Regions from separate parts of the Homo sapiens genome. Here all the other regions are linked to region 3. The links are chromatin loops, found by intact Hi-C in ENCODE. Cell type or tissue: Panc1. All regions are shown on one strand.

The links. A loop is a pair of places that touch in the nucleus more often than their neighbours do. Peaks named below come from ENCODE experiments on the same cell type or tissue, not always from the same donor. Only the 100,000 strongest peaks of a DNase experiment are listed, where the experiment ranks them.
Region 1: it touches region 3 in a loop (3-fold over the local background); 6 of 110 quality-filtered maps call a loop at or near these places.
Region 2: a loop joins it to region 3, with 13 times the contacts of the local background. A loop is called at or near these places in 101 of 110 quality-filtered maps.

The regions. Positions count from the first base shown.
Region 1 is chr7:45,573,523-45,576,022 of GRCh38, reverse strand. ADCY1 (adenylate cyclase 1) reads right to left here and starts at 1,655. Exons shown (of 20, transcript NM_021116.4): 1 at 841-1,655. The coding sequence starts at 1,479. RefSeq lists a silencer at 1,170-1,269 and an enhancer at 2,081-2,500. In Panc1, CTCF peaks have their summits at 1,104 and 1,305; no DNase peak of the experiment used is centred here; H3K4me3 peaks cover 1,034 bases; H3K27me3 peaks cover 1,052 bases.
Region 2 is chr7:45,258,910-45,261,409 of GRCh38, reverse strand. It overlaps LOC107986736 (a long non-coding RNA gene), which reads left to right and starts at 1,346. Exons shown (of 2, transcript XR_001745014.1): 1 at 1,346-1,874. In Panc1, CTCF peaks have their summits at 1,207 (motif pointing right) and 1,478; a DNase peak (open chromatin) is centred at 1,179.
Region 3 is chr7:45,153,489-45,155,988 of GRCh38, reverse strand. No RefSeq gene overlaps it. Among named protein-coding and RNA genes, the nearest start is that of RAMP3, 3.1 kb to the left of the region's middle. In Panc1, a CTCF peak has its summit at 1,200 (motif pointing left); a DNase peak (open chromatin) is centred at 1,158.

The DNA.
Region 1 (2,500 bases), 420 kb before region 3:
GTTGGAGATGGGCACAAGGGGAAGCTCTCAAAGCCCCGCCGTGGGGCAAAGACCTCTGGTCCACGTCCACCTCCGGGCAGTTGGAAGAGCAGGCTCCTCCAGGGCCCAGGAAGAGTCCGCGGGAGGCAGACAGCGTCCCCGTCCTTGCAACCATCTCGCCCGCCCGACTGGGAAGACAGTGACAAAGTTCGGGCGCAGAAAAGGCAGGGTCAGGGCAACCGCCGAGTGGCAGCGGCAGGGACTAGACTGTGTTTGACCTTGGCAAACCCCACTCTTTCTGGGCCGGAGGCATGTCCACAGAAGGGTGGCCAGCAAGGCTGGAAGAGCCGAAGTCCTTTCCCACCACCCATATACCACCCTCGGGTCCGCAGGGTTGGGAGGCGAGCCCAGCACGCGCTCTAGGTGCGCAGGGGAAGAGCCCAGCGCTGCGCGCAGAGCCGGCCTTGGAGCTTGCCCTGGGGGTCTGCTCTCCTCGCCCACTTTCAGTCCCTCTGTGGGGATGGGTGCGGCAAAAGACCGGCGGACCCCTCTGGCCGCCGTCTGGCCGCTCATCAGCTCCCTGACCTTGGCCAAACCTTTCTCTCTCCACACCTGTCTCCCCTCTCCACACTTCACGCCAGGGGCGCTTCGTGGATTGTAACTCTGAAGAGAGCCCTGGCCGGAGGGTGCCAGCCCCGACTGCGTCCCCAACTCGTAGGAGTGACCTTGAACACACCCCCACTCGGAGCCTCAGTGTCCCCACCCGCCGCATAGGAAAAAGCGCGCCCGACTCCGGGCATTCCCAGCATCGTCCCAGCAAGTGTGTCCGAGACCAGATGAGGGGTGCGCGGCTGCACTTACCGTCCTCCAGAGACGTGGGCGCTTGGCGGGGACCAAGGTGGCTGTGACCAGCAAGTGCGACGCAGCCACCACGAGCCCAAAGCCTATGGCCAGCAGGCTGCGCACGGGCAGCAAGGCATAGGACACGAAGGTGACCAAAAGGAGCTGCCAAACCCCTTGTTCGGCGGTCGCTGGCCCCCCAGCGGCCCCGGCGGAACCCCGGGCGGGGCCGCCCAGCGCGAAAGGACAGCAGAGCAGCGCGAAGGTGAGGCTGAAGAGCAGCGCCAGCTGGCCGACCTGCTGCAGCTGGGGCACCTGCAGGGACCGGACGTTGGTTACCACGAGCAGCGCCAGGAAGAGGACGCAGTGCACCGGGTGTGAGCCCTTGGCCAGGCCGGGCGCGGGCCCCGGCGCGCCCAGCAGCTCGGCCAGCGCCAGCGCGCCCGCCAGCAGGCTGAGAACGGCCAGCGCCTTCAGCGTGGCCGCCTGCTCCAGCCGCAGCGTGTAGCCGCGGAACAGCGCCTCCAGCTCTGGGCAAGCGAACTCCTCGTCGCACGCCCGGAGCCCGCGCCGGCGGCTTGTCCCGGCCGCCCGCTCGGCGCCCCCGGGCTCGCCCGCGCCGCCTCCGCCGCCGCCTCCGCCGCGCGGCGCCCCCGCCATCTCAGCGCCATGCAGCGGCCGCGGCCGCGGGCGCGCCCCTCGCCGGCCCGGGGCGCCGGGGCGCGGGCGGCGGCGCCGGGGCGGGCGGGCGGCGGGCGGCGAGGCGCCGGGGCGCGGGGCGCGGGGCGGGCGGAGTTGGGGCGCCGGCTGCCCCGCGCGCGCGCCCGGAGCGCGTCCCCTCCCGCCCGCCGCGCCTGCGCACTGGAGCCCGCCCGCGCCCCGACCGTGGTCCTCGGCGGCGACCGCGCTGCGACAGCCGAGCCCCGGGAGCCGCGAACCTGGGCGCGCACAGCCCGCGCCCCAACTCCGCGTCCTGCGTTCCCGCCCGCCGGAGGAGCCGCGTGACCTCGAGTACCTTCCTTGTCCCCTCCGAGCCTCAGTTTCCCCACCGTGCACAGTGGAACCCACCCTCTTGGCGTCACCTGGGGAGTCGAAAATACTGAAATCCTGCGAAATTCCCTGTTGCGGGGCAGTTAATCTTGGAAAATATGTGCCTTCCCCCACTCAATAAAACCAGGCCACTAGATTTGAGAGGGGCCCGCGTCTGACTGCGAACCCAGGGCCCTCGCCCCTACGAGACGGAGAATCGACGTCCAAGAATCCCCGGGGTCAGGAGGAAGGTGGAGGCCTGGGGCGTACGTCCCTTCCATGCGCATGAGGGACCCCCCGCCCCTCGGCAATTCTTCCCTAAGCTCTAGGGTCGCGGAGACCCTGTGGGCGGGTGCGGGCTGCGGGAGCTGTGCTGGGGAGGCGGCGGTGGTGAAGTCCAAGAAACAAAGTCCTGGGAGTCGGCCCGAGGGATTCCTCCTGGGTACTGAACTGAACCAGGATGGGCTCCTGGCAGTGCTGTGTCCCGGGAAGAAGGTGTGAGGCTGTAGGTGCAGAAATGGGGCAAGAGATGAAAGGAAAAGGGGCGCTGCTGTTTGCCTTAACGATTAGCTGGATACCCGAGAGAGAGCGAAACGTTTTCTTCTAGCAGGACAATTGGGAGGGAAGGACGCTGGCCCATGGGGGTTAAAAC
Region 2 (2,500 bases), 110 kb before region 3:
CCTAACAAAGTCCTGGGACACTGGGCCTGACCCCACTCCCTTCACTCCCTCTTCTCTCCTCAGCTATGCATCTCCCACAGTTTGTCAGGATGAGAGGCCTTGTCACCTGCTCCCAGATATCAGGTCCTCCCCGGCAGCCTGTACCCAGCATGTAGTTCCCACAGAGCCCACCTCCACCACTACCCCCTGAAATGCGCAAGTCAGCTCCCTGGGGACAATAATCGCTGATCAGCCCGTGTCTCCCAGCTTTTTCTAATCTCCTTAGCACATCTTTTTAAAGAAATGTATTTAAAACTTTCTACCAGTAACTTAATAATTCGAGGCCTTGCCTTCCTGAGGAATTTGCATTTTAATGAGAGGCAGTGCCCTTAGCCCAATAAACAAGGTGAGGCCCAGCCTGGTCACCTCCCAGATGTGGAGAAGGAAACATGGGGTTCACATGAGGAGTTTCAGGACCCAAACCAGCAAATGGCGAACCACACCACTCACCTGGGCCTGGCTCTGCGGTATAGAGGCTTGGGATCTGCATTTGCCAGACCATCCAGAAAGCCGGCTTCCTCGCTTTCCCTTTGTTTTTCTGCTCTTGTAGCTTATAACCCGTCTTGCATTTGCCTAAAGGGCTCAGAGCTTTCTCAAGGTCATTAACTCGAGTCATAGCCGAGCTCACAGGGACTGGAAGGACCATAGCCACACAAGGACCCCCTACTCCAGCCCTGGTCCCCAGCTCAGTCCTCCCAGGAGGAGCATCAGGCTGTCCCAGGGCTTCTTTGAGGACTCCGGGGTTATGGGAGGAGCCCTGGGCTGAAAGTCAGGGGATGAGGGCCCCATGCATGGTCTTAGCCCTAACTCTCCCTGAATGTGCAAAGCCCTTTTCCCTGTCCCTCCTAGTCTGTGAAATGTGTAAGGGTATGGGCAGGTGACACTGGGTCCGCAGGTCCCCAGGCCCCTCCAGCTCCTGTCTCTACAATGCACCAGGGACGGGAGCGCTGGAGATGCTCTGAATCAAACCTAAGCAGATCTATGAGACAACCCGGTTCACTCCTCAAAGGCATGGCCCTCCTTTTTACATGCTTAAGACAGCAACCAGCCCCTTCATCAGTGAGAAGAAACTGCCCTTTGAGGTTTGAAGAGCAGGGTCAGGGTCTTCCACCCTCAGCGCACCCATTGGGCGAGTTCAGTGTCTGCAGTGCAGCGCGCCGCCGGCAGGGGGCGGCAGACGCCAATCCACGGCGTTCGGGACGCGCCAGAGATATTGGGTCCGTGCAGGTGGCTTGGTTTGGGGACCTCAAAGATGCATCCTGCTAACCCGGATCTGATTGCGCGCGCATGCACCGTCTCACCGCGTACTTCTGCTCCCTGCACCCTGCCACAGCCACAACCAGCGCCTGGAACGCAGCTGCTCCTTATTTGTTGAGTGGATGAATGAATGAATGAACGAATGGCGGTGGAAGTCAGAACACAATTTGGTGTGAATAAGGAGTTCCGGTTGAGAATATCTGAAGATGCCCCTCCTACCTTGCTCTGTGGCCCTGCGCAAAAGCAAAACCTCCCTGCCAGGCCATCTGCTCCGAGCTGGCGTCCGGGAAATCAGGGGCCCCTCCTATCTTGCGCTGGTGTCCAGGTACACCCTCACTCCTCCACTACAGGGTCCTTCTGTTGGAGCAGGAGGGAACCGCAGCCTGGAAGGGTGGGTGTGAACCATGAACCCAGATGACCAAGCCAGTGGAGGTGGCACAGGCAGTCCCCAAGGAAGGGGACACGTGTGTCCCGAGGTCAGAACTGAGAAGCTCTTCAACTGCCACTGCATGTTTCTAACTTCTAGAAACCATCAGGATGGATCTAATTTCTCATGTGGAAACTGGGGCTCTGAGCAGGTGAGTGGCCTCACCCACAGTCACACTCAGCTCGCAGCCCTCCTTGCCGTCTTCTATTTGCAGGGAATTTTCTAGGGAGCAGCAGGATGGACATTCACCAGAGGCGCCCATGGGGGCCTGGACAGTCCCCCCAGTTACCTTACATCTCCACTCTCCTGGGAGGAGCAGGCAGGGGCCACTGAGATCCATGGCGGTGGGTGGGGCTGGGTGCTCAACCCCATTTTGGGGAGGGCAGGATGTGGGGAGCAGGGAGCAGCTGGGGCTCCAGGCATTGTCTCAGGCACCTCCATTCCTTTCCCCACATGCAAGGTCATCTTTCTGTTGAAGTCCCTGCATGAATGAGCAGGACACCTCCCTACACAGAGGAGACACAAGGGAAGACAGGAGCCTGCTCACGGGAAAGGAGTGGTTTCCCCACCATCCAGACATGTGGGTCCTGGTGAGCTGTTTGCATCCAAAAGCCAGAGCTCTGCAAACAGCTCACCGGCTAGACAGCAGAGCACAGATGTGGCACATTCAGGTCAGGGCATACACTGATTGCCATCCTCTCCCATCCCTGGCTGCCCTCCACCTCCACACCACCCTTCTGGTGCCAGCTTTTCCTGTTCCCAGTCTGGGGCCTCTTC
Region 3 (2,500 bases):
CCAGGGAGCAATGCTCCCTTTCCTGGACTCCCCACCCTGGCTCTGCAGTGGGGAAGCCCTGGCCATTCTACAGAGTTGGGTTCCAACACCTCTCCTCCATGGAACCAACCATGCCCCAACAAACTCCCAGGGAGTTGTGTCTACTGCCCCTAGGTCCCTCTAAGGCAGGGCCCTCACTTCTCCTCTCTGTGCCCAGTGGTGCCCATGGCCTCTGCAGGGCAGGTGGGTTTAACACAGGCTGTGAGGAGCTGAGCCATGGGAGAGAGGGACCTGCCCCTTCCACGGTGCATCCCCCCGACCCTGAGTGTGGAAAGGCTGCCGCCATAAATGAGATTGACCATGGGGTGTGCCCTGGACAGCACCTGTCTCCCTGCTTGTCCCTCGGTGGGTGCTGGCCCCGGCACCATTCCCTGTGTCTGCGATCCTGTGTGCACTGGGGTCCTCTCAGGAATCCCCTCTTAGCGTTCATAATTATTTATTTATTTTATTTATTTATTTATTTATTTATTTATATTTTTTTTAGAAGGAGTTTCATTGTTATTGCCCAGGCTGGAGTGCAATGGCATGATCTTGGCTCACTGCAACCTCTGCCTCCGGGGCTCAAGAAATTATCTTGCCTCAGCCTCCCGAGTAGCTGGGATTACAGGCTTGTGCTACCATGCCCGGCTAATTTTTGTATTTTTAGTAGAGACGGGGTTTCTCCATGTTGGTCAGGCTGGTCGCGAACTCCCGACCTCAGGTGATCCTCCTGCCTCGACCTCCCACAGTGCTGGGATTACAGGCGTGAGCCACCGCGCCCGGCCGGTTCATAATTCTTTACACCAAACTTCCCCATTCAGGTTGCGGTGTAGTCTCTCTCCTGATCAAGCCCTGATTCACCATTATCATGATATTTATTCTGTGATTCCTCTTATTCTTAAATAGTTGTAAGAGAACATTTTCTTGACACTCAAGTGGCCTCTTCTAAGAGGAAGAAATAACATCCTGGTGTTTCTACCAGATCAGGGGAACACATGGCCGCTGGGCCTTCACTCTCCCTGGAAGTAATGCTTCTGCCCGGAGTCCACGTGTCCAGGCAAGGGCCTGAGCACAGAACCTGGTGAGGTTTGGGATCTGGTTCTGCTTGCTCTGGGGCTAGACTTCAGGAGGGTGGGGGTTGAGAAGGAGCCAAGGGAAGCCATTCCCGGGCACCTGGCTCCCCCTGCTGGACAGACACTGAAATAACGGTATCATTGTCGATGAGACTACGCCTCTGTCCCTGAGGCAGCAGCAACGCCTCGGTGACCCCTCTCCAGGGACACAGAGGACCGGTCTTCAAAGAAGGGTGATGAAGGAGATTCCAGGAAGGGGTGCCTCTGACCCTCAGCTGTTTTCCACCTTCCCACGGATCAAGACACAGCCTTCCATCTCCTGTTGCGTTTGTTTGCTCATTTGTTTAATTGCAATAAAAAATACTTAACGTCAAATCAAGCATTTTAGGATGGGTGTGGTGACTTATGCCTGTAATCCCAGCACTTTGAGATGCCGAGGTGGGCTAACTGCTTGAGCTTAGGAGTTCTAGACCAGCCTGGGCAACATGGTGAAACCCCGCCTCTACAAAAAAAATACAAAAATTAGCCGTGTGTGGTGAGGTGCGCCTGTAGTCTCAGATACTGTGGAGGCTGAGATGAATTTCCTTTTTTTTTTTTTTGAGACATAGTTTTGCTCTTGTCACTCAGGAGTGCAATGGTGCCATCCCGGCTCACTGCAACCTCCACCTCCTGGATTCAAGCGATTCTCCTGCCTCAGCCTCACAAGTAGCTGGGATTACAGGCCCTCCCACCACGCCCAGCTAAATTTTGTATTTTTGGTAGAGATGGGGTTTCACCATGTTTGCCAGGCTGGTCTCGAACTCCTGACCTCAGGTGATGCGCCCACCTCAGCCTCCCGAAGTGCTGGGATTATAGGTGTGAAGCACTGCGCCCGGCCTCCTTCCTTCTTAAGGCTGAATAATATTCTGTTGTGTGGATAGACCACATTTCATTTACCCATTCATCTGCCATTCATTTCCTTTTTTAAGTCAATGAAGCAAGTTTACTTTCATTTTATTTTATTTTTGAAAAACCTATCAGAAAATGTCTTGAGGAAAATACATTAAAATGTTATCTGTGGTCATTTCTGGCTCTGGAAAGATTTAAAGTGGTGTTTAATTTACATTACCTTCTGCTGGTCTCTGCTTTCTCATTTTCCTACAGTGCATTTTGTGGCATGTGGTGGGTTTTATATAATGCATGTGTTGTGAGAGTTTATGTGTGTGCACTGATGAGTATATGTACCTGTGTGGGTGTGTTGTGCAGCTCACGAATGTGTGGCATGTGTGTATGGGATGTGTGTGTACCTGCTGTGAGGTGATGGTGTGTGTGTGTGGTGTATGAATGGGTGTTCATGTGTGTTGTGTGTGGAGCATATATGAATCTATGTGTCTCATGATTGTGACTGTGGTGTGGGGCATAAGTGTATG